Regions from separate parts of the Homo sapiens genome. Here region 2 is linked to region 1. A link is an interaction called in ENCODE POLR2A ChIA-PET data of the cell type or tissue named here. Cell type or tissue: PC-9. All regions are shown on one strand. Each heading gives the region's core, and the rest is flanking DNA. Links, peaks and the distances in the headings are about the cores only. Region 1 has its middle 100 kb from the start of CAV2-DT. Region 2 overlaps CAV2-DT (CAV2 divergent transcript).

Region 1 (16,318 bases), core at 4,616-12,615:
ACTATCTGATTTGTAACCTTGTCAACTATGTAACCGGGAGCAAGTGGCTTACTTTCTCCACATCTCAATTTCTTCTGATGTTAAAGGCAGATAAAAGAACATATCCCACTGGATTGGTGTCTGGATAAAATGAGATACCAGTCGTGTTTTTTTGTTTTGTTTTGTTTTGTTTTGTTTTTGTTTTTTTTTAATTGAGATGGAGCCTAGCTCTGTTACCCAGGCTGGAGTGCAGTGGCGTGATCTTGGCTCACTGCAAACTCCACCTCCCGAGTTCAAGCAATTCTCTTGCCTCAGATTCCTGTATAGCTGGGATTACAGGTGCCTGCCACCATGCCCAGCTAATTTTTATATTTTTAGTAGAGATGGGGTTTCACTGTGTTGGCCAGGCTGGTCTCGAACTCCTGACCTCGTGATCCGCCCACCTCGGCCTCCCAAATAGACATGAAATTTTAAAGTACCATCCAAATATAAGCATTGCTGTGTTGTAACTTTTACATAACTATACCATTAGATTTTTTTTTCTTGGCTCCTGGCTGTGGAAACTATTAGATTTTTTAAGCCTGTATACAGTGTGAACTATTTCAAATAGCAATATTAAAAATATCTCAGTAGGCCTGGCATGGTGGCTCACACCTGTAATCCCAGCACTTTGGGAGGCTGAGGCGGGCGGATCAGAGGTCAGGAGTTTGAGACAACCTGGTCAACATGGTGAAATCCCGTCTCTACTAAAAAGACAAAAATTAGCCAGGCGTGGTGGCAGGTGCCTGTAATACCAGCTACTTGGGAGGCTGAGGCAGGAGAATCTCTTGAAATCAGAAGGTGGAGGTTGCAGTGAGCCAGGAGCACTCCACTGCACTCACTCCAGCCTGGGCAACAAGAGCAAAAGTCTGTCTCAAAAATAAATAAATACATAAAAATACTAAAAAAAGAAAAAATCTCAGTAGCAACACAACATTATCCTATTTAAATTTTAATATGTACTTGAACTAATGCTTTAGCCGAATTTACTTCTATAGCTCAAAAAAATAAAAATAGTGCCAGCTTATCATTATCTAATAGGCTACAAAATAAAAAGAATTGACATGCTCCTGGAAAAAAAATAAGCAAACACAATTGAAAATTTTTTGTGTCTCTCCTTGTTCTATCTCAAAGACATAGCGGAGCTAGGATAGATCCAAAAAAGGATACTGAACTTCAGTAAACAGAAATCGAGTAGTATTATATGCAAAACACAGTGCTAGGCATTAAGGAAACAGATAAGTAAGGCAGAATCCCTGACCTCAAGTAGTTCATCACTAAAAACAGGCGGCTTCCACTGGAAGAATAAATACTCTGCTGATATGTCTCACTATATGGTAAGAATAAGAAAATCAGGCCAGGTACAATGAATCCTGCCTGTAACCCCAGCACTTTGGGAGGCCAAGGCAGGAGGATCACTTGAGGCCAGGATTTCAAGACCAGCCCTGGCAACATAGCCAGACAGCTATCTCTACAAGAATTAAAATTTAAATTTAAAAATTAGTGAGGTGTGGCAGCATGCAAGTCTGTAGTTCCAGCAACACAGGAGGCTGAGGCAGAAGGACTGCTTGAGCCCAGGAGTTTGAGGCTGCAGTGAGCCATGATCATATCACTGTACTCTAGCCTGGACAACAAAAAGGAAAATCAGAAAATCAGTTTTATAGCTTTTACCCTACAAGATGATTATATTATTAGTCTGCTTTCTGTAATGAATCCAAAGTGATAGAATTTATTTTTATGTTGGTTGTACATTTTGAAAAATAAACAATATAAGAAGATTTTAGGCAACTCATAAATAATAAGTGAGAACTGGGCTACTAACAGAGACTAAAACATGTTAGCGTATATCATTTAGCTTTTGAGATTGATGCCACGGAGTTTATTCAGGCCCTTCTATGAGTCCCAGTTCTATTGTCAGTACAAAACATGGTCTTGGCTGAACCAAAAAGAGAATGGTAATTCTTTTGATTATATATTAAATAATCTTCAATGATGACATATATTTAGAAGTTTAGGTGGGATATTTCTCACCATTCCAAAATCAAAGAAAAGTAGGAAATTTAAAAAAAACCCTATCTATATTAAATAGTTCTCCACAACTATACCACAAAATAATAAGGCAGTTGTTTAAGACATTAAGTGGTCAGTAGTGGAATTGCCTAGTATTACACCTGGAGGTGCAGGTAGGTTGAACAAGCTGGGAGTAGTGGATAAGGGTTAATAATGGTATATTCTACCAAACATGAACATGAACTTGTTAGAAAGACAGTATTTGCATCATCAGTTTGGACTTTTAAGTTGCCATTTTTTTAAGATGTGTATTTTGGCCAGTTTTTGAACAGGGGCACTGCCTATGGCCAACAGGCTAAGTGCTATGTAACTCCATGGGGGCACCATTTACTCACATAGACTGCAATATAATTGTCACTCTTTGGAGTTGCATAACATAGTAGTCCTATGCTATGTGTAAGGGAGTGGGGAAGGGGTGAGGTGGGAGAGATTATTAGGAAGGCTAGGATGGCTTGTGAGGGGAGGGAGGCCAATAGACACACATAACCCAGCATTCCTGATCTGAGCACATAATCTGGAACTAAACCAGGTGTCTACAGCCCCAATAGGGATTTGGAAATATATGTAGGCACCTGGTAGAGTTTTTAAACATATACTCCCAGATGTCATACTTACCACTTTGTGTCATTTTGCAAAGCATTGTGTTAGCATCATTTAAAAAATCATGTAAAACGAAAAGATTAGATCTTAACATTTGAATTTCTTGGGCTCAAATGAATCTGAAAATACATGCCGCTGAAGCGTGACACAGCTATAGAACATATTCAGAATGTTCTCCAAATGCATACTGCAAATTCTGCTTTACATGCTGTTCTACTTATAATTTGCAACTAATTTTAAGAAAGTCTTTGGCTTTAAAGAAATCTGTCATGCTGCTATAACACCACATGATTATATATGTGTATTTCTGAAAATTCTGAGAGTTAAATCAAATATATCTTTCTTAAACAAGTAAAACACTGTCATTTCCATCATTGACAAGGACATATGTCTGTTTAGTTTACCTGCAAAATACACACACATACATACACACACACACATCTTAAATTCTATAAAGTAATATGCTATTCTATGGTGTAAATTCAAGTGAAGAATGCTCAACCAATGACAGAAGTAAATAATATCCCATATCTATTATACATCTCTATGGTTTTTCAATAACAGAAAAGTGTTCTTTTGCAACTAGGCACTATTCCCACACATAGTCAATATGAATGGCTGATGGTATATTAATTTACAAGGCATGACATTCATCAATCAAAAAAAGGTTAGTACTTAGTGACTGAAACTAAGAATATATATATTTACATTAATAATTACAGCAAAAATTATTTAATTATAAATAACTGTAGGTATTACTTTTAGACATTACTTCCACTGTGCTTGAGACTTTATTTGTGTTTTGACATTGTAAAAATGATGCCATAGTAGCTCAGAAAGATTAAATAAAATTTCAAAATACTGTACCTGGGACTGAAATCCAGATTACTTAAATACAAATCTTTTAAATCTGCACTGTACTGTCTCTGGAAAGTGTTAAAAATATTTCATAGCCAGGCACAGTGGTTCATGCGTGTAATCCTAACACTTGGGAAGGCCGAGATGGGCAGATTGCTTGAGCCCAGGAGTTTGAGGTAGACCTAGGCAACATGGTGAAACCCTTCCCTACAAAAGTACAAAAATTAAGCCAGTCATGGTGGCATGCACCGTGGCTCCAGCTACTCAGGAGGCTGAGGTGGGAGGATCACTTAAGCCCAGGAGGTCAAGACTGTAGTGAGCCATGATCACAACACTGCAGTCCAGCCCGGGCAACAGAATAAGACCCACTCTCTCTCTCTAAAAAAAAAAAAAAAAAAAAAAAAAAAACTTAAAAAATAGTGATTATCACCAGTTAGAATGGCGATTATTAAAAAGTCAGGAAACAACAGATGCTGGTGAGGATGTGGAGAAATAGGAATGCTTTTACACTGTTGGTGGAAGTGTAAATTAGTTCAACCATTGTGGAAGACAGTGTGGCAATTCCTCAAGGATCTAGAACCAGAAATACCATTTGACCCAGCAATCCCATTACTGGGTATATACCCAAAGGATTATAAATCATTCTACTATAAAGACACATGCACTCGTATGTTTATCGCAGCACTATTCACAATAGCAAAGTCTTGGAACCAACCCAAATGCTCATCAATTATAGACTAAATAAAGAAAATGTGACACATATATACCATGGAATACTATGCAGTCATAACAAAGAATGAGTTCATGTCCTTTGCAGGGGCATAGATGAAGCTGTAAGCCATCATTCTCAGCAAACTAACACAGGAGGAGAAAACCAAATGCCACATGTTCTCACTCATAAGTGGCAGCTGAACAGTGAGTACACATGGACACAAGGAGGGGAACATCACACACCAGGGCCTGTCGGGGGTGGCGGGCAAGGGGAGGGAGAGCATTAGGATAAATACCTAATGTATGCGGGGCTTAAAACCTAGATGACAGGTTGATAGGTGCAGCAAACCACCATGGCACATGTATACCTATGAAACAAACCTGCAGGTTCTACGCATGTATCCTAGAACTTAAAGTAAAATAAAATAAAATAAAATAAAAAAGAAAGAAAGAGAATGACTAATGGCATAAAATCTTACAAGGGGAAAAAAGGAAAGAATTCAGATGACAAGTGGAAGGATTGACTTTGAATGGGAAGAAGCTTATACCAAATATTTATTGCTGTTTAATAAACCATCCCGATATTTAGTGACTTAAAAAACAACAACAACAAAAGAGTGAGTGCAAGAAATAAATAAAACTTCTTTGCTTGGGTTTTGCTTTGGTTTGGTTTGATTTCCTACATTTGTCTAGAAAATACTTCTCAGTTCCATTTCACCTGAATTTTGGAGCCCATCTTAGCCTTTATTATTTTAAATAGAATTTTGTGATAGGGAGCATTTTAGATGTAACTTCTCAAGATGACATGTTCAATGTAAATGCTGTTGAATGTTGAAGCTATGCTACTATCAACCTCTGGGCAAGGCAGACACACTCAAATCATCTTTTAGCTTCCCTTCAATTTTTCTTTTAGCTTTACCACTGAGTTAATATTCCTTTCAAAGAAAGTTGTTTAAATGATAGGGATCTTTTCATTCTACTGTAGGATCATAGGCCAGTGGAAACAACAACCAAAGTCAGAGGCTATTTTTAATGTGCTTGTTATCTACAAGCCAGTTCCCTCCTCAGATCCCTGACACAACATCACACCACACACACACACACACACACACACACACACTCACTTGGCTTCTGTCATCTGAAAAATGGGATAATGCTTTTTAATGTTTAACATAAAGTTTTAATGTTTAACATAGTTAAAGTAAATTTTAAAACAACTGAGAAAATACATATCATAATTATACCAAGTTTGGGGTGAAGGAAAGACAAGCTGATGATATGTCTTTCATTGTATCAACAATGAAGTATTTATTCAACAAATATTCAAGGAGCATATTTTGGATGTTAGGCTCCTGGAAGAAAACAAGAATGAGATGGAAAGAGTGAGGGCAATCTAAAGGTGAAATGGAAGGAGACTCTACAGCATGGCCTTCACATATGGAAGATGCCAAATACATAAGTTACTCCAAAATAAAAGAATAATAATAAATCAAACACAGTCTAAGATACATTACAACCCTAGTTTTAATTTAAAATTAAGAGTATATGCATTACTCTTTTTTTGGTAATTGATGACATGATGTAATTTTATATTCACTTTGCAAAGCAACAAGATCTAAAGCCTTGGCAAGATAAACATTCTGACTAAAAAATAGTGTGTTTTAGATTCTTTTGGTTGCTGGGATATAAGAGGCTGAGGAAAGAGTGTTCCCAACACAATTTGTGACCGCCCTTTCTTTCCTCTTCTCCCTAACAAGGTTAGTTAGATTCGTGCAGATCCTGTAGATTAAAAAGCGCCCTTATCACTGCCTGGTGATCACTGTTCCAGCCCTGGACAATGAAGGTTCATCCAAAAGCACCACTTCCTTTTTGCTATTGACAGGAAACTCTGCCTGTGACAAGCTGCACAAGCCTCACTCAGTGCCTGGCGGGGTTGCAGCTGGAGACGTGGGAGGAAAAACAATTTCTAATCCTGGTGTTTGTGCAATAGAGTATCAGGTGGACGGTGAGATGGGAAAGCTAATGGGGATTTTTTTTTAACATTCATTATTTAAATACATCATTGTCCCAGCCTGGATAGAGAACTGTGATACTCACAAAAGAACGTACAAGAAAAAATAAAATATTTTTCAGGTTAAGACAACTTGGAACTTAGAAATTTAGCATGTAAAGAAGTGTGGTAAGGTTCCATAAGAGAATGATAACTGTGAAAATAGACTAGCTCTTCTAAAGGATCTGCTAGGGGTATGTTTCAAACTCTCTTGAATTCTTATGTTCAATTATAAAATGTGCCAATTCACTCATAAAAGTGTACCAGACCCGGCACGGTGGATTGCGGGCGGGGTGCGGTGGCTCACACCTGTAATCCCAACACTTTGGGAGGCCGTGGCGGGTGGATCACGAGGTCAGGAGTTCGAGACTAGCCTGGCCAACATAGTGAAATCCCATCTCTACTAAACGTACAAAAAAAAAAAAATTAGCCAGGCCTGGTGGCAGGCACCTGTAATCCCGCATACTCAGTAGGCTGAGGCAGGAGAATCACTTGAACCCAGGAGGCGGAGGTTGCAGTGAGCCAAGATAGCATCACTGCACTCCAGCCCAGGCGACAGTGCGAGACTCCATCTCAAAAAAAAAAAAAAAAAATTGTACCAAACTCTCTTTAAAATATTACCAGAGAAACAGTTAAAATGAAAAGCACTAGCAATTGAAGCACCCTGAATATCTTATTTTCATGTATCATTTTTCATCTATATTGCTTGAAAGAAATACATTAATCGTGGGAATTTTGTTTAGATACTCTGATTGACTGTATCAGAGGAAGACGACGGAATGCACCCTTGATGTGCGAAAATGAGGAACTGATGAGACAACACAGATGGAAATATTCATCAGGTAGTTGGAGATTTGGACCTACAGTTCTAGAGAAAGGTGAGCTACTAAGACAGGAAAAAAAAATGCCAAAGGAGAGAAAATATAAGAAGTTCAATAATGAAGTCTCAAAAAAAAGTTTACTTTTGGAGTAAGAGAAAAAAAAAACAAGTAATTTTACTAAATGCATACCTAGATTTTTAAAAATCAAAGGAATATAATACACCTAGAAGTAGAGAGGTGGATAGGGTCTCAGATGATGCAAAGGTCAAAAAGAAAAGGAACTCTGAGCAGGAAATCCAAATTAGCAAGTTGGCAAAGTTTGACATTTGGAGAAAATAATTTCAGTAGACTAATGAAAGCAGAAACCAGATTGCTAGAAGAACTGGATTGCAAATGATAAGCAATAAGGCAATGGAGGAAATATGAGTAGATAATACTTTCAAAAATGTAACGGGGGCAGGAAGAGACAGAAGTTTGATCAAGGAGAAAGCTGGAAGACAGCTTCTTGCTCCTGAAAAGGGAAAGTTTAAACAGTGGAAATTAGACATTTGCACAGAGAAGGGGAAGGACAAGGATAAGACAAAAAATCTGCTCTTTGTTCTTAAGGAAACAAACAAACAAAAAATCCGTAAGAAAAAAATAAAATGTAAAAGAACTGAAAATTAAGATTAGCACTGCTATTTAGCACACTCATGTAGGTTAGCCACACCAGTCAGCATTTAGGAATTCCCTGCTGTCTGAAACAGCCCTGGTTTACACCCATGATTCAGGCAGTGGGCCTGTTTGTTTGCTTTTCCTTTGGTGAGAGAGTCTGCGCATCCTGTGGCAAGCCAAAGGTATCCCTGCCCTCTCCTGCCCTCTCTTCCCTCCTTGCTCCCCTTCCTCCCCCTCCTTTTTTTTCCCTCAAGCTGAGTTTGTCTTGGAAATTCTAACCTAGCAAATTAATTTTATTAAAATAAGCTAGGCAAATATCTCTGGCAATCAAGGAGGGCTTCGTTCTACTAGAAGAGCAGCCAATTTTTTTTTTTTTTTTTTAAAGAGAGAAAAGGATAGTTACAGAGGAAATACAGATAAAACTTGATTATTGAGAGCCTGCCTGGTGGTCCAGTTTCCTGGGTCAACAGTTTGGCCCAAACATTCAAGGCTGGCTGAAGTATAAAAAGATACAGAGGCAATTTGCTCATTCACTGGAGAGAATGCTTCCTAGCTTTAGACCAAAGCTCTAAGTGATATTAACAACCCCTTACTCAAAAACAGAATACAAATATGGTCTGACAAATGTGGACAATAAGGCACTTTATCAGAAATAACACATACACATACTTGGGGATCTTCATGTCTATATGCCTTTTCTTCTCTAGTTTTAAGACCTTTCCTACTGAAATCTTCCTCAACCTTAAAACCCAACTACTACCTCCTCCATTCCATTTTGTGAAATCCACAAAGTGGAATTCTTTTCTAAAATGATGGGAACTTAACATCTCTATAGTAAGCCCTTGGTGTCAAGAATTTTGCACTGATGTTGGAACTTGTTCTCTGCCTCTCTCCTCAATCCCCCAGTCATTCTATGACCCTATACCTTGCTTTTTTTTTTTTACTTTATAGCATTTTTCATTGATTTATATTTATTCATTTATTTGCATATTGTGTGTCTCTTCCTGCTATAAGATGCAGAAACACTGTGACTTTGTTTCATTCATAAATGTATTCCCAGAACTTTGTTTTGTTGTTGTTGTTGTTGTTGTTGTTGTTGTTGTTGTTGTTTTGAGACCAAGTCTCACTCTGAGGCACCCGGGCTGGGGTACAGTGGTGAGATCTCAGTTCACTGCAACTTCTGCCTCCCAGTTTCAAGCGATTCTTCCACCTCAGTTTCCCAAGTAGCTTGGATTATAGGTGCCCACCACCACACCCAGCTAATTTTTTTTGTGTGTGTATTTTTAGTAGAGATGGGGTTTCCCCATATTGGCCAGGCTGGTCTCGATCTCCTGACCTCAGGTGATCTGCCCACCTCAGCCTCCCAAAGTGCTGGGATTACAGGTGTGAGCCACCACACCCAGCCTATTCCCAGAACTTTGAATAGTGCCCAACGCATACTAGGAACTCAGCATATTTTGTTGACCTAATCAGGATATCCACCTTTTAGTTTTTTCATTTAATCCTCACAGCAATTTGTGAAGTAGATATTAATTTTCACACTGTTTCAGATAAAAATAGTTTTTCATCAATATGAGGAAATAAAGAATAACATAAAATTAACATATATAGGTATATATGTGATATCAATAATTAGATCCCTCTGATGCCAAAGCTCTGTTCTTATGTCATTTGTAGCCCTTGTCATACTGCCTTGTATTATGTCCTCATCTGTCATACCCACAAGGATGTGAGCTCCGTGGGAGCAAGCCTCATTCTTCTTTCAATAATCTCCCTGCCATGAAGATAGCTGCTATTCACCAAGTGTTTATTGAGTTGAAATTGAACTTTCTCGTCTCAACTCTTGGCCATACTTAGATTTGGGACTCACTTACATGGAAAATATTTGCTCACAAGAGAGTATGTAGTTTTCTACAACTAATCCAAGATAGGTGACTTCTCTCAGCCAAGTGACTGTAATACAGAACAAAGAGACAATCGTGCACCTATAGAAACAAGTGAACCTGCTGGCTGGAAAGGAATCTGAACAGAATAACAAGAGGTCATTTCACAAGAAGGGAACAGTAAAAGCATTCGTGCAGAGAGGCAGGAAGGCTTGGAAGATGCACTTGGAGATGAGGGAATAGACCCAGCTGTCTGGGAACATTGATATCCATTGGAGTGGCAGCAGATGCAGGATGCTTCTATAGTCACCAGAACAAGTGAGTTCTAAAACTCTGAACTCTCAGTAGTGTAGTTTGTGAACTGGTTTCTATATGTATTAGATTCCTATTGCTGTTATAGCAAATTACCACAAATTTAGCAGCTTAAAACAACACAGATTTATGATCTTACAGTTCTAGAGGTCAGATGTTGATATGGTTTGGATCTGCGTCCCTGGCCAAATCTCAGGTGGAATTCTAATCCCCAGTGTTGGAGACGGGGCCTGCTGGGAGGTGACTGGATCATGGGAGTGGTTTTCTCATGAATGATTTAGCACCATCTCCTTGGTGCTGTTCTCATAAGTTCACAGGAGATCTGGTTGTGTAAAGGCGTGTAGCACCTCCCTTCTCTCTCTGTCTCTCACTGGCTCCTATTCCTGCCAAGTGATGTGCTGCCCCCCACTTTGCCTTCCACCATGATTGTAAGTTTCCTGAGGCTTCCCCTGAAGATGAGCAGATGCCAGTACCACACTTCCTGTTCAGCCTGCAGAACCATGAGCCAAATAAACCTCTTTCTTTGTAAATTACCCAGTCTCAAGTATTTATTTATAGCAATATGAGAACAGACTAATACAGATGTCCAGAATTGGTCTTATAGCGCTAAATTTAAGATGCCAGCTGGGTTGTGTACCTTTTGGAGGTTCTAAGGGAAATCCTCTTCTTGCCTTTCATGGCCTATAGAGGCTGCCCACATTCCTTGGCTTGTAGCCCCCTTCTCTCTTCAAAAATTCATCAGTACAACCTCTGCTTCTATAGGTCATCACCTTTCCTTCCCCGACTGACTCTGTCACCCCCACCTCCCTCTTTTATTTATTAAGGACCACTGTGATTACACTGGATTTGTCTGAATAATCCAGGATAGTCACTTTTATCCATCAAATCGACTGGGCCACAGTGCCCAGATATTTAATCAAACATTATTCTGTCTGTTTCTGTGAAGTTGTGTCTTGAAAGAGACTAGCAATTAAATTGGTGGACTTTGAATAAGGCAGAGTGGCCTCCGTAATGTGGATAAGCCCCATCCAATTAGTTGAACCTCATAATAGAACAAAGGCTGACCTCTCCCAAGGAAGAAGGAATTTTGCCAGGGGAATGCTTTTGGATTTGAATGGCAACACTTCCGTAAGTCTCCAGCCCACTGGCCTGCCCCATCAGATTTTGGATTTATCAAGCCTCCACAACCAACTGAGCCAGTTTCTTAAAATAAATCTCTCTCTCTCTCTCTGTCCTCTGTATCTTTCTATGTATACACACACACACACACACACACACACACACACAGTTTGTTCCACTTCTTAGAGAACCCTAATTCACAGGGCAATTGCCCCATCTCAAAATCTTTAACTAAATCACACCAGCAAAGTTCCTTTTGCTGTGAAGGTAACATACTAGCTGATTCCAGGAATTCAGACATGGGTATCTTTAAAGGGCCATTATTTTGCCTACTACACTTTACAACCCTTATCAGTCCCCACTTGATCAAGTATTCATCTTGAAAAGCATTGAACCTAGCCCTGAGCAATGGCCATCCACTTGCCAAAAGAGAAGTTCCCTGAAAGATACTATTCTGAAGAATAGTGATGCTGGACTTCTAGCAAATGAACTTTAAATAAAATAATAAGTGTAATTGTATACTTTTCTTTTTCCCTAAATGGACCTTTTCTATGATACAGAATGAAAAAAGAAAAGGCCTTCTAATTTGTGGGACTCAAGTGATTTGACAAAAGCTGTATTGGGGCTTCAAGCATTTTTATTTTAATAGTGCTATTCAGAGAGGTTTGCAAGTATAATTAAATATACCACATCTCAGTTCTGTATTTTTCACACATGATGATATCTCAGAGACAAACTATTTAGAAATAGATCTAATGACAAAAAAATGAGTAGTCTAAGGAGGATGCTACAATCTGCATCACAAAATTGCACCTGTTCTATATCCCATACAATTTTGCACTTTTATTCTGAGCAGAACTATTTGAATATTTAAATAAAACATAATTGAGCATTTGGAGAGCAACTTTTGCTTCAGGTAATAGTTTTAACTGACAAGGAATCTGGAAGTTTACCCTCCTTCAATGGTGATTCTAATCCCCCCACCAACTTTTCAAATTTCTCAGTGGAAAGTGGAAAATCTCTGATCCACACCATCTGTTTACCTCATCCAGTAGTGCATTCCACTCTCTGCAACAGAAGGCTTGTGACAACCTGCCAATAAAATTCCTGAGGTTGTCAAGGCACAGGATACTTGTGAAAAAGATTCAGATAAGATTTTTCATGGTTAAATTCCTCACATACATACCCTCTCTCTCAAAGCACTACTTGGCTTCAGTAAGAGATTTCAGGTAAAACAGAAAAATGCCACACAGAGAGAGCTTTCAATGATTTATTCCATAAACAGGCAGTTTGCTGTGTTGGAATCCCTGACTCATCCAGCTGTGGGATATAAGTCTGGGCTTCCATTTGCATTCATTTAAATTGCAATTAGCTGGTGGCAGGTCATATCCAACTTAGTATATTCCATAAAGAATGGATTTCTAGGTCTGCCAGAGAACACTGTCCATGTTGAATACATAATAATCACCCTTGGTGTTGAACCCAAGCAAACAGGGTCACAAGAAAATTGTGTAAAATTCTCTGAGTTCTACAACCTTCATGATGGTTGAGAAGTTGCTTTCTAAAACAAGAGACGTTCTGTAGTAACATTGAGTAGTAATTAAAGAGCCAGACACTACACTAAGAACTTTAAATATGTTTTCTTAGTTAACTCACGCAACTACTCTGTGAATTACATTCTATTATCCGACCTACTTTTCAGATGGTGTAACCGCTCAATGGGTTCACCTTTCCCGCTGCCTAGACAGAGCTGATTTATCAATGCAGGGGAATTCTGATAGAGAAAGAGTAATTCATGCAGAGCCAGCTGTGCGTGAGACCAGAGTTTTATTATTACTCAAATCAGTCTCCTGAGCATTCCAACATGAGAGCTTTTAGGGACAACTTGGTGGGTGGGGGGACGCCAGTGACCTGGAGTGTTGATTGGTCAGGTCAGAAATGAAATCACAGGGAGTGGAAGCTGTCTTCTTGTGTTGAGTCAGTTCCTGGGTGGGGGCCACAAGATCAGATGAGCCAATCTATCAATCTGGGTGGTGCCAGCTGATCCATCAAGTGCAAGTTCTGCCAAATATCTCAAGCACTGATCTTAGAAACAGTTTAGTGAGGGTGAGAATCTTGTAGCCTCCAGCTGCGTGATTCCTAAACCATGATTTCTAATCTTGTGGCTAATTTGTTAGTCCTACATAGACAGTCTAGTCCCCAGGCCAGAAGGGGATTTGCCTTGGGAAAAGCCCATTATCATCTTTTTTTAAAATTATAAACTATAAACTAAGTTCCTCCCAAAGTTAGTTCAGCCTATGCCCAGGAATGAATAAAGACAGCTTGGAGGTTAAGAGCAAGATGGAATTAGTTAGGTCAGATCTCTTTCACTGTCTCAGTGACAACTTTGCAATGCCAGTTTCAATGGCAAAGTCGAGGCAGAAGGGTTAAGTGATTGGCCAAGAGTCACATGACTGGACTGGAGACAGGCTATAAACTCAGATAGCTTGTCTAAAGAGTCCATGTGCTCAACTAAAGGGCTTTGCAACATTTGTTCCAAGAAGGCTGTCCTTCCTTTATGAAGGAACCACTCTTGACATATCCTTGGATATCAGTGAATTTTCCAAGGAGTCATGAGAATGAATTTGCACTGATCCATCCACCCATACTCAACTAGTCTGAAGGAACATTGTTACAAGATTGGCTGAATGGGATAGAGTTTTTGGTTCCAAGAGTAAATTTATTGGCTCACTTAGAGATGAATCTGAAACTTGGGCTCATTAACATGACGCTTTAATGAAATAAACTAGTAAGCCATAGACGTTGTTACAAATAATCTCTTTGATTGCCCAAAGCCATATGCTGTGAAGGAAATAAATAATTACAAGCAGAAACATTTTTTCCTTTATGGTAAACAAGATGAAACTCTCTAGTTATATTTTCCTATTTTTTTTTTCCTGGAGCTATAAAATTCCCAATGTTGCTAAATACACTGTGTTCCCCAAATTCACATTGTATTGCTTTCAAATGGCTTTAATTCCTTCAAAATGACTGATGGTTCTATAGTTTGCTGTGAGATCAGCCCTAAAGAATAGGAGGAAGTTCTCCAAGTTGCCACAAATGTTGATCTCTCCTACATAATACAATTTTCACAAAAACCTCATGGACAGTCCTCTCAATAGCAGATCAAAACACTTGATTAAAGATAATAATACTGTAGACTGCTTCTCTAAAAAGAGCTGATGGCTTCTCATAGATAAGAAAAAACAAACAAACAAAAAGGATCATTGGTTTAGTGCCATAACCAGCTCTTTTTTTCTTATTAAAGAATGGAGCAACAATTTTCCAATGCAACCATTCTTTCAGTAAACTTTTGCCGGCCATCTTCAAGGTTCACCTCACATTTGGGAAGATGTGAACAAAGGTGTCTACATTGAAGAGGACAGAGCTCCTCTCATGGTACAAACCTGTACCATTTGGCTACTCAATATAGTTTCTGAGGAGACATTTCAAAATCCTGTGTGCACTCTGCTTGGTTTGAAAGCAAACTTCCATTTCCCTATTTCTTGTTATTTTGTTTGCGTTTTTATACATCTAGCCATCTAGCACTCACTGGCAACCTCATTTTTGTTACTGTTGGCTTAAAAACTTTCATTTTATCCAAGGTTTATTACTTCATATTTGCCTCCTGTGTTTAGCCTAAAAATGCCTTTAGTTTAGCATGTTGTCTAAATCTATTAATAATTATCGAGGTCAAAATTTTCAATCTTTATAAAGGTATAAGGAATACGTCTACAGATGAAATTATGTGAAGCAAGACTTTATGCTTTGGCTTTCATGAAACCTGCTCCTCCCCACGCAAAGAATAGCCAGGAACTTGTTCCTTTCTTCCAATTTGTTCCTATGTTCACATGGCAAGACCAGATATGGGACATTAAATGCTTTCTTAGCCATACATAAATGGCTTTCATCCTTGCAAACTGACAGTTTTATAGTAAGACTAAGTTCCAAACAACAGTGGCTTGTTCAGGCCAGGGCCAGACTCTGTGTGCCACACAGATTCACTTTGGTGAAGTGAGAGAATAACCTCAGTCCTTTTTTTATTATTATGGTGAAAAAATACAATTTTATGCTCCAGAGTTAGAAGCCTAATTTCCGAAAGGTAAAAATAGTTGCTAACATGAAGCAACTTCTTTGTGCATCAGTTTACGAGTTCTCCTTCATAGGTTCTCACTGTATATGGGTTATTTCTCCAAAGACGCAGAGAAAAACTATAAAAGACAATTCTTTATTGAATAAAACTCTTCCATTCACCTCAAAAGTGATTTCTCAGTCCCTCAGCCTGCCTTTTCTTATCAATCCCAACATCATCCCAAATGCAGAAAAGACTTGAACCTGAGTTTTTCTGACTGAAGTTTAGCATTGATTTTTTGGATATTTTATAGACTGTGTGCCAGGCATCTAGGCACGGCTAGAGGAATAATAGTGCACAGGCAAACACCAGTCATTTTCAATTTGCAAATGATCTCTTTTCCTATAAATAGATGTATGTGAAGTGTGTCACACCCCTAACTCTGTTTCATGAGGTGCTTGTGACATTTCTGGCTCCTATTACCCCACAAAGCCTTTGCTGTCATCATACTCTTATTAGTGAAATACAATCCATGAAGAGCAAATTCCCGCAACAGGAAACAATAGCAAATATGATTTAAGATTGCCTGAATCTGGGGCCAGCCACAAAGAGCTGCTGCACTGCTATTAAATGAAAGGCCAACAGCCAAGAACAAGGTCTTGAAGAGGCAGATTCACAACTAAATACTGCAAAGGGCTCAAATCAGGGAAAGTGACCAACTATGAGCAACTCTCAAAAAGAATACAAGTGGAAATGGATTTCCAGACTTACTTGATTGCATTAGTAGGAGGCTCTATTTTCTTTCAAGTGCCTGGTTTGGTACTATATGTAATCATGAGCTTTATTTGTTATTTTTGATTATTAATTGGGGAGCAAACTAAAATAGCACCTTGGAAAGCTAAATTTACCAGAAAGGAAAAGCCAATATGTCATTGTTTCAAGGAAAAAGCTGTTTTATCTTGTGTATACAGTTTCTTTTCATCTGTATTTCAAATATCAAAAATAGACTGATAAATTCCCAATACTAAAGGTAAAAGCACAATTATCAAATATATATTCATCCGTTGCCATCTATATTCTTTTGATGGTAACTGCTCCTTCCAAAAAGAGA
Region 2 (16,318 bases), core at 5,639-13,638, 70 kb after region 1:
TCTAATCTTCCTTTTCTACAGACCCATCTGACCTCTCCCCTCCTCGCCAGGCCGAGCTAGGTCCCAATGCTTCCTCAGCCTCTGCTCCTCCACCCTATAATCTTTTTATCGCCTCCCCTCCTCACACCTGGTCCGGCTTACAGTTTCCTTCCGTGACTAGCCCTCCCCCACCTGCCCAGCAATTTATTCTTAAAAAGGTGGCTGGAGCTAAATGCATAGTCAAGGTTAATGCTCCTTTTTCTTTATCCCAAATCAGATAGCATTTAGGCTGTTTTTCATCAAATATAAAAATCCAGCCCAGTTCATGGCTCATTTGGCAGCAACCCTGAGACGCTTTACAGCCCTAGACCCTAAAAGGTCAAAAGGCCATCTTATTCTCAATATACATTTTATTACCCAATCTGCTCCAGATATTAAATAAAACTCCAAAAATTAGAATCTGGCCCTCAAACCCCACAACAGGGCTTAATTAACCTCAACTTCAAGGTGTACAATAATAGAAAAAAGTTGCAATTCCTTGCCTCCACTGTGAGACAAACCCCAGCCACATCTCCAGCACACAAGAACTTCCAAACACCTGAACTGCAGCAGCCAGGCGTTCCTCCAGAACCTCCTCCCCCAGGAGCTTGCTACACGTGCCGGAAATCTGGCCACTGGGCCAAGGAATGCCCGCAGCCCAGGATTCCTCCTAAGCCGCGTCCCATCTGTGTGAGACCCCACTGAAAATCGAACTGTTCAACTCACCTGGCAGCCACTCCCAGAGCCCCTGGAACTCTGGCCCAAGGCTCTCTGACTGACTCCTTCCCAGATCTTCTTGGCTTAGTGGCTGAAGACTGACACTGCCCAATCGCCTCGGAAGCCCCCTAACCCATCACGGACGCCGAGCTTTAGGTAACTCTCACAGTGGAAAGTAAGCCCGTCCCCTTCTAAATCAATACCCCTTCTAAATCAATACGGAGGCTACCCACTCCATATTACCTTCTTTTCAATGGCCTGTTTCCCTTGCCTCCATAACTGTTGTGGGTATTGACGGCCAGGCTTCTAAACCTCTTAAAACTCCCCAACTCTGGTGCCAACTTAGACAATACTCTTTTAAGCACTCCTTTTTAGTTATCCCCACCTGCCCAGTTCCCTTATTAGGCTGAGACACTTTAACTAAATTATCTGCTTCCCTGACTATTCCTGGACTATAGCTATATCTCATTGCTGCCCTTCTCCCCAATCCAAAGCCTCCTTTGCGTCCTCCTCTTGTATCCCCCCACCTTAACACACAAGTATAAGATACCTCTACTCCCTCCTTGGCGACCGATCATGCACCCCTTACCATCTCATTAAAACCTAATCACCCTTACCCTGCTCAATGTCAAGATCCCATCCCACAGCAGGCTTTAAAAGGATTAAAGCCTGTTATCACTCGCCTGCTATAGCATGGCCTTTTAAAGCCTATAAACTCTCCTTACCATTCCCCCATTTCACCTGTCCTAAAACCAGACAAGGCTTACAAGTTAGTTCAGAATCTGCGCCTTATCAACCAAATTGTTTTGCCTATCCACCCCATGGTGCCAAACCCATATACTCTCCCATCCTCAATACCTCCCTCTACTACCCATTATTCTGTTCTGGATCTCAAATATGCTTTTTTTTTACTATTCCTTTGCACCCTTCATCCCAGCCTCTCTTTGCTTTCACTTAGACTGACCCTGACACCCATTAGGCTCAGCAAATTACCTCGGCTGTACTGCTGCAAGGCTTCACAGACAGCCCCCATTACTTCAGTCAAGCCAAAATTTCATCCTCATCTGTTACCTATCTCAGCATAATTCTCATAAAAACACACGTGCTCTCCCTGCTGATCATGTCCGATTAATCTCCCAAACCTCAATCCCTTACAGAACAACAACTCCTTTCCTTCCTAGGCATGGTTAGTGCGGTCAGAATTCTTACACAAGAGCCAGGACCGCACCCTGTAGCCTTTCTGTCCAAACAACTTGACCTTACTGTTTTAGCCTAGCCCTCATGTCTGCGTGCAGTGGCTGCAGCTGCTTTAGTATTTTTAGAGGCCCTAAAAATCACAAAACTATGCTCAACTCACTCTCTACATTTCTCATAACTTCCAAAATCTATTTTCTTCCTCATACCTGATGCATATACTTTCTGCTCCCCGGCTCCTTCAGCTGTACTCACTCTTTGTTAAGTCCCAAAATTACCATTGTTCCTGGCCCGGACTTCAATCTGGCCTCCCGCATTATTCCTGATACCACATCTGACCTCCATGACTGTATCTCTCTGATCCACCTGACATTCACCCCATTTCCCCATATTTCCTTCTTTCCTGTTCCTCACCCTGATCACCCTTGATTTATTGATGGCAGTTCCACCAGGCCTAATCGCCACACACCAGCGAAGGCAGGCTATACTATAGTACAAGCCACTAGCCCACCTCTTAAAACCTCTCATTTTCTTTCCATCGTAGAAATCTATCCTCAAGGAAATAACTTTTCAGTGTTCCATCTGCTGTTCTATCTGCTATTCTACTACTCCTCAAGGATTATTCAGGCCCCCTCCCTTCCCTACACATCAAGCTCGAGGATTTGCCTCAGCCCAGGACTGGCAAATTAGCTTTACTCAACATGCCCTGAGTCACAAAAACTAAAATACCTCTTAGTCTAAGTAGACACTTTCACTAGATAAGTAGAGGCCTTTCCTACAGGGTCTGAGAAGGCCACCACAGTCATTTCTTCCCCTCTGTCAGACATAATTCCTCAGTTTAGCCTTCCCACCTCTATAGAGTCTGATAACAGACCAGCCTTTATTAGTCAAATCAGCCAAGCATTTTTTCAGGCTCTTGGTATTCAGTGACAGACTAATGGTCTATTAAAAACACACCTCACCAAGCTCAGCCACCAACTTAAAAAGGACTGGACAATACTTTTACCACTTTCCCTTCTCAGAAGTCAGACCTGTCCTCAGAATCCTACAAGGTACAGCCCATTTAAGCTCCTGTGTATACGCTCCTTTTTATTAGGCCCCAGTCTCATTCCAGACACCAGACCAACTTAGACTGTGCCCCAAAAAACTTGTCATCCCTACTATTTTCTGTCTGGTCATACTCCTATTCTCCGTTCTCAACTACTCATGCATGCCCTGCTCTTGTTTACACTGCCAGTTTACACTGTTTCTCCAAGCCATTACAGCTGATATCTCCTCGTGCTATCCCCAAACTGCCACTCTTAACTCCTGAAGTAAATAAATAATCTTTGCTGGCAGGACTATGCTGAATCTCCTTAGGCACTCTAATCAGATGTCCTAGGTCCTCCCAATTCTTAGATCTTTTCCATTTAGTTTTTCAATTCATACAAAACTGTATCCAGGCCATCACCAATAATTCTACACGACAAATGTTTCTTCTAACAACCCCACAATATCACCCCTTACCACAAAATCTTCCTTCAGCTTAATCTCTCCCACTTTAGGTTCCCACGCTGCCCCTAATCCCGCTTGAAGCAGCCCTGAGAAACATCGCCCATTCTCTCTCCATACCACCCCCCAAAAATTTTCGCCACCCCAAGACTTCAACACTATTTTGTTTTATTTTTCTTATTAATATAAGAAGGCAGGAATGTCAGGCCTCTGAGCCCAAGCTAAGCCATCGCATCCCCTGTGACTTGCACGTATATGCCCAGATGGCCTGAAGTAACTGAAGAATCACAAAAGAAGTAAAAAGGCCCTGCCCCGCCTTAACTGATGACATTCCACCATTGTGATTTGTTCCTGCCCCACCTTAACTGAGTGATTAACCCTGTGAATTTCCTTCTCCTGGCTCAGAAGCTCCCCCACTGAGCACCTTGTGACCCCCCCACCCCTGCCCACCAGAGAACAACCCCCTTTGACTGTAATTTTCTATTGCCTTCCCAAATCCTATAAAACGGCCCCACCCCTATCTCCCTTCCCTGACTCTCTTTTCGGACTCAGCCCACCTGCACCCAGGTGAAATAAACAGCCATGTTGCTCACAAAAAAGAAAAGAAAAGAAAAGAAAAGTAGAAATGCAATCAGTCAGAATATGATTTCAGAAATCCAGAAGAAAAATGTTGTGCATATGAATCCAATGACAGAGAGAAGAAAGGAGATGGATTTGAGAGATTTTTAAGGTATAGAATTGGCAAGATTTAGTTACAGATCCAAAATAGAGAGTGACAGAGAGAACCACATTTTTCTGATTTGGGTAATAAAATGTATGGAGTTTCCAATAACAGAAAATACTGGGAAAAAAAGATAATCAGATCTGAGGAAAAGGAGGGAAACATTTAAGTAATTATGTAACAAACCAAGTGAAAATATCTCGTATCAGATATGAAAGTTATTATGTATAATACATCTTAAGAAATTCTGGCTCAAACATATAAGGAAGAGGTTGAAGTTCTTAGAATGAAAATCTTAATTCTCAATGTAAACTTTGAGCAAATACATTAATAGAGATTGTGAACTTTCTGCAACTGGTAATAAGAAAAGATAAAATCAACTTTTTGAAAAAAGCAACATCCAGCATTAAACACTAGGGGGGAAGCATAGGATGCACAGAAATTACAAGTTAAAACAGAAAGTAAAAATTCTGGTCTAGATTAGCATATGGATTATGCAGAATAAGACAGAAGATTCTGCAGGAAATAAACTGTGAAATCTCAAAATTAACAGAATGACACCTCTCATGAATAGAGAAGCAAGAATTTTCAACAAATATTAGCCAGTCAAATCCAGCAAAATGTAATAAAGATATTACATTATGACCAAGTGGAATTTATCTCAGGGATGCAAGACTGACTCAAAATTTTAAAATCAATTGATATAATTAACCACAGTAACAGAATAAAGAAGAAAATCATATTATTATTTCAATAGGTGAAGAAAAATCACTTAAAAAAATTAAACACTGGGCCCAAACTCTCAGAAAACTAGGAATAGAAGGGAATGTTCTCAATTTAATAAGGTACCTCTAATGAAAACCCACAGCTAACATTGTAGTTAATAGTGAAATACTGAACACTTCCCCTTGGGATCAAGAATAAGACAAATGCATTCACTCACATTACTCCTATTAGCATAGTACTGAAAGTACCATAAGGCAAGAAAAACAAATAAAATATAGACAGATTGTAGAGAAGGGAGTAGAACTGTTGCTATTTGCCAATGTTGTGCTTGTGTATGTAGAATATCCTAAGGAATCAACACAACTCTAGAGGTAAAGAGTAAATTTATCAGGTTCTTTTAATTCAAGGTCAATTAACAAAAATAAATTGTATTTCTACATATTCAAAGCAAATAATTGGAAAATTAAAATTTTTAAATTATCATGTATAATAGCATCAAAACCATAAAACATTTAGAAACAAATTTAACAAAATATGTGCTGGATCTTTCAAACTGCAAAACACTGCTGAAAAAAATTAAAGGTCAAAATAAACGGGGAGATGTACCATGTGTCTTGGTTGGAAGACTCCATGTTATTAAGATGCCCATTCTCCATAAATTGATCTACAGATTCAACACAATTGCAGTTAAGAATTCCATAGATCTTTTTTTTTAGAAACTGACAAGGTGATTCTCTCTCTCTCTTTCTCACACACACACACACACACACACACACATCTTAGATTACTATATATTTGTGAAAAACATACATATATTTGTACATGCGTGTACAAAGAATGTAAATAGTTGAAACAATTTTGAAAAAGAACAAAGTTGAAGTACTTATGTAACCAGATTTCAGGAGTTAAAGCTACATTACTTGAGATAGTGAAGTAAGAATATATGTATAAATTAATGGAACAGAAAAGAGTGCCCAGAAAGAGACTCACGCATAGATGTGCAATTATTTTTAATAAAGTCAGCAAGGTAGCTCAATGGGAAAGAAAATTCTTTTTAACAAATGGTGCTAAATTAACTGCATATGCCCATGGAAAAACATGAACCTTACACCATGAATAATAATTACCTTGAAATAGACTGTAAACTTAAACGTAAAAGCCAAAACTAAAAAAAAAAAAAAACTTTTAGAAGAAAATATATAAGAAAATATTCAGGACTTTGGGGTAGACAAAGACGTTTTAGCAAAAATGCAAAAGGCATACACCATCAATGAAAATTGGTAAGTTGGACAAAATTTGAAACATAAGCTCTCTGGAAGACATTATTAAGAAAACGAAATGGCAAGCCACAGACTAGAAGAAAATAGTCACAATACATATATATATCAGACAAGATACATGTGTCAAGATTTTATTTAGAACTTTAAAGTTTTGATTAGAAGATGAACAACCCACTTTAAAAAAAAAAGAGGACAAGTACTAAGCAGATATTTCACACACAAAAAAAGTTTATGAATCACCAATAAGGACATAAAAAGATGTTCATCATTAATCATAAGGAAAATTACATTAGTCCATTCTCACACTGCTATAAAGATATTAGCTGAGACTGGGTGATTTATAAAGGAAAGAGTTTTAATTGACTCACAGTTCCACATGGCTGGGGAGGCCTAGGGAAACTTGTAATCATGGCGGAAGGTGAAGGAGAAGCAGGCACCTTCCTCACAAGGTGGGAAGAGAGAGAGCATGCTTGAAGGAGGAAGTGCCACTTTTTTCAACCATCAGCTCTCATGAGAATTTACTCACTATCATGAGAACAGCATGGGGGAAACCATTCCCTGATCCAGTCACCTCCCACCAAGTCCCTCTCTCAATAAGTGGTGATTACAATTAGAGATGAGATTTGTGTGGGGACACAGAGCCAAACCATATCAAAAATGCAAATTAAAACCACAGTGAAATACCACTACACATCCACGAGAATGGCCAAAATGAAAAATACTTACAATGCCAAATGCTGGTAAGAATGTGGAGCAACTGAAACTTTCGTGCACTGTTGCTGAAAGTGTAAAATGGTACAAATACCTGGAAAACAGTTTTGTATTTTCTTTGGTTTTTTTTTGTTTGTGTGTTTGTTTGTTTGAGACAGGATCTTGCTCTGTTGCCCAGGCTGGAGTCCAATGACATGTCATATCTCACCACAAACTTGACCTACCCAGCTCAAACAATCCTCCCGCCTCAGCCTCCCTGAGTAGCAGGGACTACAGGTGCATGCCACCATACCCAGCTACTTTTTTTTTTTTTTTTTTTTTTGTAGAGACGAGGTCTCTCTATGTTGCTCAGGCTGGTCTAAAACTCCTGAGCTGAAGTGATCCTCTTGCCTTGGCCTCCCAAAGTTCTGGGATTACAGGCGTGAGCCACCATGCCTGGCCTTTTCTTCATTTTCATGTGAAGTTAAACATCTATTCATCATATAACCTAACAATTCTTTCCCCTGTTTTACGCAAGAAAAATGAAAACATGTATCTGCAAAAGGATTTGTACGTAAGGATTCATAGGAATTATATTCATCATAACCCAAAACTGGAAATAACCCACGTTATTCAGTAAGTTATATCAATATTTGAATGGATAAACAAATGATGGCATATTCATACAACAGAATAGTTCTGAGTCATGTTCATGTTCTATGGACACTTCTGTAAATTCAATCTCATTTTCTCATTTAATAAGCATAATTCCTGCTAGAGTAGGAGCTATAAAATATGCTGCCCCTTAAATGATGTTGAAGAAATTTCCATATTAATGATTCATAATTACTTGTCATGTTCCATACTCACTCATATTGAACCCCAAAGTTATGTTATCATGTGCTAGTCTTTCTAAATCATTTGCTAAACAAATCAAGGAATCAGAGAGTATGGCATGTATGACAACACCTCATGTCATTATAGATATTTTAAGTATTTTAAATAGCTCTTCATCCTCATTAAAACTGGGAACACTGTGGAGACTTCTAGATTTATGCATTATTTTTACTTATATAACACAGCTTTTCTTCATGTCCTCTTCTTCACTGCTTCACAAACCAACCTGACATGTTTAAAAACTTTATATTCCAATGTACATTTAGGGAATATTTTATAAAGAGACACAGAATTGCCCAGCACTTCACTCAAATGTTACTCATTAGACTTACCTCTTCCCAGGCTCTTCGGACTCTCAGCAGCTAGTTCCTCTCACAGTCTCAAACCCCCTTCTCCTCCCCCAATCACCTATCTTCCCTCTCTCTCCACTCATTTCTCCCAGCAACCACTCCATCTCTCTGCTGGTCTCTTTTTTTTCACTCCTTTCTGTATCTCTCAGCATTTCTCATGCAGAACAATTTAATTCTCACTCCCCTTCAATTTTGAATTCAAGCAGTTGGCCCTCTGCTTAATACTGCCTTAAGCATTATCCGAAAATGAAGATTTCATTTCAAAGTTCTCAAATTACCAAAACTTATTCTTTTTGTGGATAAAAGGAATTGTAAGTAACATCTCTATTGTTTTACCCTTATTTTAGGATAGTTTCATAATGCATAATTAATGCTCTAAAAATAGTTGTAAAAGTTTCCTATGAAATGCATGATTAAAATATAAGATTGCCTTAATGAAAAAATAGCTCATGAATTTTTATTATATTTTTAAAGTTTAACAACAAAGAAGATATGCCAAGCAAAAATATAACAATTTCTTACATGTGGAACATTTTTAGGTATAAAACAGAAAAATATAATTTTCATGGAATAACTACTAGCTACAACCATATGCTAATATTTTCTAAGGTGATATTGTAACCTTAAAAAGCCCAGAGATTTCAAATTAGCCAAAGATGTGTCAGTTGAGTTATTCATTTATAGTAAGCTTTCAGGCCTTAGGACATCACCTATGAACTAAAAATGCTGAGTCAAAAGCCTACCAAGTGACTCATCCTTTCTTATCTTCTTTTTCCACAATAACCATCTTTAGTCACTAATTCCCTAAGTCTAGAGGGAAGGAACTGACCCAAATGCCTTAAAAAAGTAGAACTTTCTTCCCAATGGACGTTTGAAGAAAGACCCCCACCAGCACTCGAAATTGCCAATCTTCCTAAATTTTGAAAAAGTATTAAATACATACATCTGAATAAAATTATTATACTCACACAGGAATATATTTTCCTCTCTGCAGGAAAAATAGAGAAAACCATAAATATTTTATCAGAATGTAATTGTTCAGTGAGCCATCATTTCAACCACTTAGGAAAAATGGAGAGAAGAAAGTCACGTTCAATTATTATTTGACACTAACACCACATACAAAACAAAAATAAGTTTAAGATAACATCTATAAGTATAAATGCTATATAAATACTAGAAAATATTTAATGTGTGTGTGTGTGTGTGTGAGAGAGAGAGAGAGAGAGAGAGAGAGAGAGAGAGAGAGAGACAGAGAGAGGAGATTGCTTACTATTTGGTATAACTTGCAAAAAAAAATATTCATTTGGTTGTAGGGCAAACCTAGATTGGAAGGATAAGAATCATTGCACTTCACTTCCTCCAGGATCCATCTGTCATCTTTGGCTTAGAGACAGATAACTGTTTTCACTTAATTTGTTTTCCAGTTCATGTTTCTCAGATGTTTAACATGGTATTTTGGAAAAGGCAAAACTATGGAGACAGGAAAAAGATCAGGGGTTGCCAGGAGTTTAAGGGAAGGGAAGGATGAATAGGCAGAGCATAGAGATTATTAGGGCAATGAAATTATTCTGTATGATACTGTAATGGTAGATATGTGCCCTTATGCATCTGTCAAAAGCCACAATAAGTAAAATCTAATGTAAACTATGGATTTTAGTGATAATATATTAATATTGGCTTATCAACTGAAACAAATGTACAACTAATACAATGTCTCAGGAACAGGGAAAACTGAGATGAGAGGGTAATATAGGAAATCTCTTTACTTTCAACTCATTTTTCTACAAACCTAAAACTGATATAAAAAGAAGTCTATTAGTTAAAATTCAGAAAAGGAGAAAAACATTGATAAGAAAATACTTTTTTAAATGGAAGACATATAAAAAAACATAAATTAGGCCTTACTGAGGATTTCTGTGGGTCACTGAAGTGGTGTTTGCATAACATATTACATATGAAATTTTCCTAAAACTGTCCTTGAGTACATGTCCCTTTTTCATGTTTTTGTTTCAATCATTTTGGGGGTACAGGTAGTTTTCGGTTACATGAATAAGTTATTTTGTGGTGATTTCTGAAATTTTGGTGCACCCGTCACCCAAGCAGTGTACACTGTACTCAATATGTAGTCTTTTTTTCCTCACCTCCCTCCCACCCTTCGCCCCAAGTCCCCAAAGTCCATTATAGCATTCTTATGCCTTTATGTCCTCACAGATTAGCTCCCACTTATAAGTGAGAACATACGATATTTGGTTTTCCATTCCTGAGTTACTTCACTTAGAATAATGGCCTCTAGTTCCATCCAAGTTGCTGCAAAAGACATTATTTCATTCCTTTTTATGGCTGAGTAGTATTCCACGGTGTATATACCCACATTTTCTTTACCCACTCATTGGTTGATGGGCGCTTAGGTTCGTTCTATATCTTTGCAATTGCGAATTGTGCTGCTATAGACATGCATGTGCATGTATCTTTTTTACATAACGTACGTCCCTTTTTTAAAAATAATTATTTTGTAGAGAAGAGATCTTGCTAAGTTGCCCAGCTGGCCTTGAACTCCTGGCATCAAGCAATCCTCCCGCCTCAGCCTCCTGAAGTGCTGGGATTACAGGCATAAGCCATCGCGCCCAGCCCATATGTCTTCCTTTTTCCTAGGTCTGCTCCTCACAGCAGCAGCTTAAATCTTTCCTTCTATTTCTCTCTAACCTCACAGGCCCTTGCTAATTTTGCTCCTCACTTGTAGCATCTTTTTTTTATTTTTGTCATGAAAAGAAATTTAGACTTTCAGGCTTCCGGATCCAGCGTGTTCATCTGTTATGCTGTTAACAGTATCACAACAAAAGCATGGTAGGTGAGTAAGACAAAAAGAGAGCCCTCCTCCCAAGGTAGATTATGGTTGGGTGGGAGAGAGGTGGCTGGGAAGGTTTGCAGACCTGCTTTCACCATCACCATCTTGCCACCTGTCTGAGGAGTGAGGAAAAGGAGAAGAAAGGTTTCCAGCATGGCAACAGTGTGGCCAGGAGTGCAATTCACTTGAGATATAGGAGAGGAAATGAATTCCTGGGGGAAAGTGAGGGATTTGACCAATATTCAATCCAACTATAATGTATCCCATACTACAGGTAAGATTAAGTTGCCAGTTACATAGAGGAAAAACTCATGATGAATAGTAATTTGAACAAGGCTATATGTAGCACTGCATTCACTAGTGTAAGAATCTTGGATCTCATCTACCAGTGTTCAGAAGAGTATCGAGAGAGTATAGACAGTAGCTAGAAAAGGCACTTACTAAACTTCTTTACATGCCCTTTCTGTTGTTTCTTTCTGAATTTTCTGAATTAAAGCAATGCACAACACATTTTGAGAGTAAAAGTAAAGAGCATTTTTGGTTAAATTAACATGAGTACTTTATCCAGATCTTTTGCTGACCCATGCTTCTCAATTTGGATTTTTTTTCTACTTATAAAAATGCTACACAGAAAATGTTGGGGTATAGAGCTGTCATTTCCTTCCTTCCTTCCTTCCTTGCTTCCTTCCTTCCTTCCTTCCTAAGTAAGATAATACAAAAGAAATAAAAGACGTGCTGTCTCATAGGAGATGAGACACGTCTATATAAGTCCTAGGAATTCTAATTTAATTTGCATACCAAGGACATCTAAAGGAGAAAAATGTATTCTAATTAGGGTCTGGCTTCTAATGTATTATAAAAGTAACTTGTTAAATGAGATTTTGTGTTTTACTGGAAAATTCTTTTTCATAAAATTATTGACTGAAGATTAGTCCTTGATAAGCAAATCAATTTTGTAATTCAAACATGGCTATAGAAATTCAATGCATTTTTCTTTTTTAAAATTGTATTTTATTTTGAGAAAGCATCTCACTCTGTCACCCAGGCTGGAATGCAGTGGCCTGATCTCGGCTCACTGCAACCTCTGCCTCCCAGATTCAAGTGATTCTCATGGCTTAGCCTCCCAAGTAACTGAGATTATAGGCATGTGACCATGTCCAGCTAATTTTTTCTATTTTTAGTAGGGACGGGGTTTCATTGTGTTGGCCAGACTGGTCTCAAACTCCTGGCTTCAAGTCATCCGCCCACCTCAGCCTTCCAAAGTGCTGAGATTACAGGCGTCGAGCTACCATGCCCAGCCTCAGTGCATTTTTTTTACAGTCATAGAGCAATGCCTATAATCATCCTTCATACATCTCAGATCAAAACAAATAATTCTGTCTTACAAGAGGAGTGCCCTTAGACATTAAATAATAAATTCGCTAAAGGCATTATTTTATATATGGTTTGTGACATAGTGCCTATGAAAACCTAATTCAAAAAAATAATAAATTACAAAATAGCTACTAAGGGTATAAGGAGACATTAACTATGGATTAGAAAAACCTTCTTAAAGCAGACAGATTCTCAGAAAGTGTTGAAAGAGACTGGTCGTCACAAAGGTTGAGTTAAACATGATTTAGGTGAGTATATTTCATTATGTACATTAATGTAAGTTGTTGTAAGACCTCAAGTAAGACATATAAGAAATAAAAACACATTGGTGTACAACATGACAACTTTTCTTCACCAGCTGCATTTGCTGAGAATCCAAAGGACATTTCAGATGAGGGGGTGATGAAAGTCAAGGCAGAGACATGTGAACCGGAAAGATGAGCATAAGAAAGGCAGAAGCCCATCTAGGGAGACATAGGGACAGGACAGAGAAGGACAGAGTACAAGAAACAAGGAGGAGGAATTACATTTTTAAATGCATTACCAATTAAAAGAAAAAAAAATCAGTGTAAAAATAAAGGCTTTGCCTCTAACTAGTTTTGTGACTTTGGGCAGCCATTCCACTTCCTTGGCCTCAGATATTGGGCACAGTAACTTCCAGGTATTTACTGCTCTATTACTTAATCATTCCACTATAGCTATGTTTATGTTCACATGTTATTTTTACTTCACAGAATGATTGTTTTAATTCAGGTGAGTGCAATAAACAGATGACAAAAGACTGAAGTGTTTTCTAAGATGAGCAAGAATGATGATGCCCAGCTAACTGGAGGATGCTTTTGTTTCAAACCAGAAACAAGTGGTAATAGGATATATGAGATTAAGGATCCAACTTAGTGAATGAACACAATTACCTTCCTGCCATAATTACATATTTTTGTATCCTGTTTCTTGCAGTAAGCAAGCACCTAAAGCACCCCTGGCTAAGCCTACCATCGAACTCTTCAAAATGTTTCCATTCATCAGCCAAGTAGCAGTACATTATGTTCCCTTTTGTTTTATTGATGACATATTTTAATCAACTTTATTGAAGTGTAATTTTCACATGTAAACTACACTCATGTTAACTGTACATTTCAATGAGTTTTTGCAAATGTATATACTATGTAACCACCACTACAGTCAAGATATACTATACGCCCATCACCTCTGAAGCTCTTTGTGTCCTTTCTAAATCAGTGAGCTGTCCCCCTTTCCAGCCTGTTCCCAGGCAAACATTGACCTTCACTCTGTCACTTTAGATTAGTTTCTTATAAATGTAATCATACAGTATGTACTGTTCAGAATCTGGTTACTTTTACTCAGCGTAATACTTTAGAGATTCATCTATGGTGTTGCATTTACCAGTACATTGTTCTGTTTTATTGTTGAGTAACACTCTATGTTATAAATGTACCATTATTTGTTTATCCACCACCATTTGATGAACACCTGGGTTATTTCCATTTCTGGCAATTGTGAATAAGGTTGCTATGAACATTCATGCATCAGAGCCTGTTAACTTTTCATTTCTCTTGGATAAAAATCTAGGAGGAGAATTACTAAATCATATGTAAAGGGTATGTCAACCTTATAATAAACTGTCAAACTGTTTTCCAAAGTGATTGTACATGTATCCTGCCAAAATCAATGTATGATAGTTCCAATGGTTCTACATCCTGGCCAACACTTAGTATGGTTGGTCGTATAAATTTAGGTAACCTAAAAGGTTTGAAGTTGTATTTCATAATGGTTTTAATTTGTATTTCTCTGATGATTAATGATGTTGAGCATCTTTTCTTGTGCTTATTGGCCATTTGTATTTTGCTTCTCCTTCCTCTCCTTTGCGTCGTTGCTGTCATTTATATTTTACTTCTACATGTCTTATAAACTACCAAAGCACATCACTATTTTTACTTTAAGCAATCAAATGCTTTTTAAAGATACTAAAAATTAAGGCCAAATATCCCCATATTTAAGCATATATTTAGTGTTGCCAGTGCTCTTCATTTCATTGTGTTCATGCAAATTTCTAACTGATATGATTTCCTCTCTACATGAAGAACTTCCTTTAACATTTCTTCTGACTTAGGTCTGCTGAAAACAAATGTTTTCTATTTTTTTCTGAGAGTGTCTTTAATTTGGTTTTCTTCTGGGGGGGAGTTTTGCTGTTTATAGACTTTTAGATTGATAGCCTTTTTAAAAAATGTATTTCAGCACTTTATAGATGTCCTTGCATTGTCCTCTGCTCACATAATTACAGATAAGAAATCTACTGTAAGTTTTATGTTTTTTTCTTTGTAATGTAATGTCTTTTTTCTTTAGTTGCTTTTTAAAAATATCATTTTCTGGTAGTTTTCAGATATTTGATTATGATGTACCTTGAGGTGTTTATGTAAGCATTGTGTGCATCTATCCTGTTTGGGGTCCATTTAAGCTTTTGGGATCTGCGGATTTAAGTTTTCATTAGTTTCGGAAAATTTGGAGCCATCATTTCTTCACATATTTTTTTAGTGCCCCTACGATCTAATTATACCTATATAAATAGGTCTGTACAATACTGTCCTCAGAGGTCACCAAGGCTCTGTTAGTTTTCTTTCTTTTATCTCTTTTTGTTTTCAATAGGTTCTATTACAATATATTCAAGTATGCTGATCTTTTCTGCTGCGCTATTCATTCTGCTATTACTCCTATCCAGAATTTTTTTATATATTGTATTTTTTATTCCTATAAGTTCTATTTCATTTTTTTAACAATTTATGTTACTTCCCTCACTATGCTCATGTTTTTAATAATAAACATAATTATACTGGCTATTTTAACATCTTTATCTGTTAATTCTAACAACATTTGTCATTTTGGTACTTTTTCCTATTTACTGATCTGTATCCAGTTATGGGTATATTGTCCTTATTCTTGGCATGTTTACTAACTTTTATTGGATGCTAGATATGGTAAATGTAACACTCTTAAGCATCTAGATATTGTTTTCTTCCTTTACAAAAACAACTTGAATATCAATTTCATGACTTTCAGGCCTGTTTATTCGCTTTGCTGGAGAACGTCTAATAGTAGCTTCACTCCAGTGCTGGTTCACTCCTGCTTGTAAGGCAGGACTCCAGGAGTCTCCACCAAATTTCCCAGATCATCATCAAGGACTTCATTCTGGAAGGCCAGAGCTCAAATGTCTTCCTGTCCTTTGTGAGCTCTGGGAATTTTTCAGTTTGCAACTCCTTGGCCATCCTTAGCCCATCTTCGTGGAGCTTAATTCTACACATGGGCAGCTTGGTACTCAACAAAGATCAGAGAGGAGCCCATGCAGGTTTATGGAGTTCTCTTATTGAGTGCCCCCTTTTCCAAAACTTTGCTAGCTGCCTCAGATTCTCCAACTCTGGTCTCCATTTTCACAACTCATCAATGATTACAAGATCTGTTTGGATTTTCCTCCCTGTGCCAACAGTTAGAAATTGACTCTAAGAAGAAAGCCAAGACAATCATAGGATTCGTAGTTGTTACTATTCTCAGAAAGATCACAGCACTGTGCTGTTTTTCTCCAACCACTAAAGATAGTTGTTTTATTATTTTGTTTAGTTGTTTAATTGTTCACTATGGAAAGTTAGAGCTGGTCTTGGATACTTTGTTTTTAACCAAACTTTGATAAAGGATTTTTTCCAGGGTGGGATTGCATAGTAAGTATGGACTCATACTAGGTGGAGTTTACATGGCAACTTCTCTTAGAAATTGCTACACATGGGCATTCAAATTGGTAATAAGGAAGTCAAACTGTTGCTGTTTGCTGATGACATGATCATATACCTAGAAAACTGGAAAGACTCATCCAAAAAGCTCCTAGAACTGGTAAATAAATTCAGCAAAGTTTCAGGATACAAAATTAACATACACAAATCAGTAGCTCTGCTATACACCAACAGCGACCAAGCTAAGAATCAAATCAAGAACTCAACCCCTTTCA

What was found. ChIA-PET counts read pairs that join two places held together with the same protein. Peaks named below come from ENCODE experiments on the same cell type or tissue, not always from the same donor. Only the 100,000 strongest peaks of a DNase experiment are listed, where the experiment ranks them.
Region 2: POLR2A ChIA-PET joins it to region 1 with 12 read pairs; 2 of 35 experiments call an interaction of 5 or more read pairs at or near these places.

What each region holds. Positions count from the first base shown.
Region 1 is chr7:116,387,711-116,404,028 of GRCh38, forward strand. No RefSeq gene overlaps it. Among named protein-coding and RNA genes, the nearest start is that of CAV2-DT, 100 kb to the right of the region's middle. In PC-9, for the core only: no CTCF peak of the experiment used is centred there; DNase peaks (open chromatin) are centred at 7,881 and 12,291; H3K4me3 peaks cover 468 bases; H3K27ac peaks cover 2,741 bases.
Region 2 is chr7:116,457,123-116,473,440 of GRCh38, forward strand. All of the region lies in intron 1 of CAV2-DT (CAV2 divergent transcript), which reads right to left. Among named protein-coding and RNA genes, the nearest start is that of CAV2-DT, 34 kb to the right of the region's middle. In PC-9, for the core only: no CTCF peak of the experiment used is centred there; a DNase peak (open chromatin) is centred at 8,839; H3K27ac peaks cover 2,233 bases.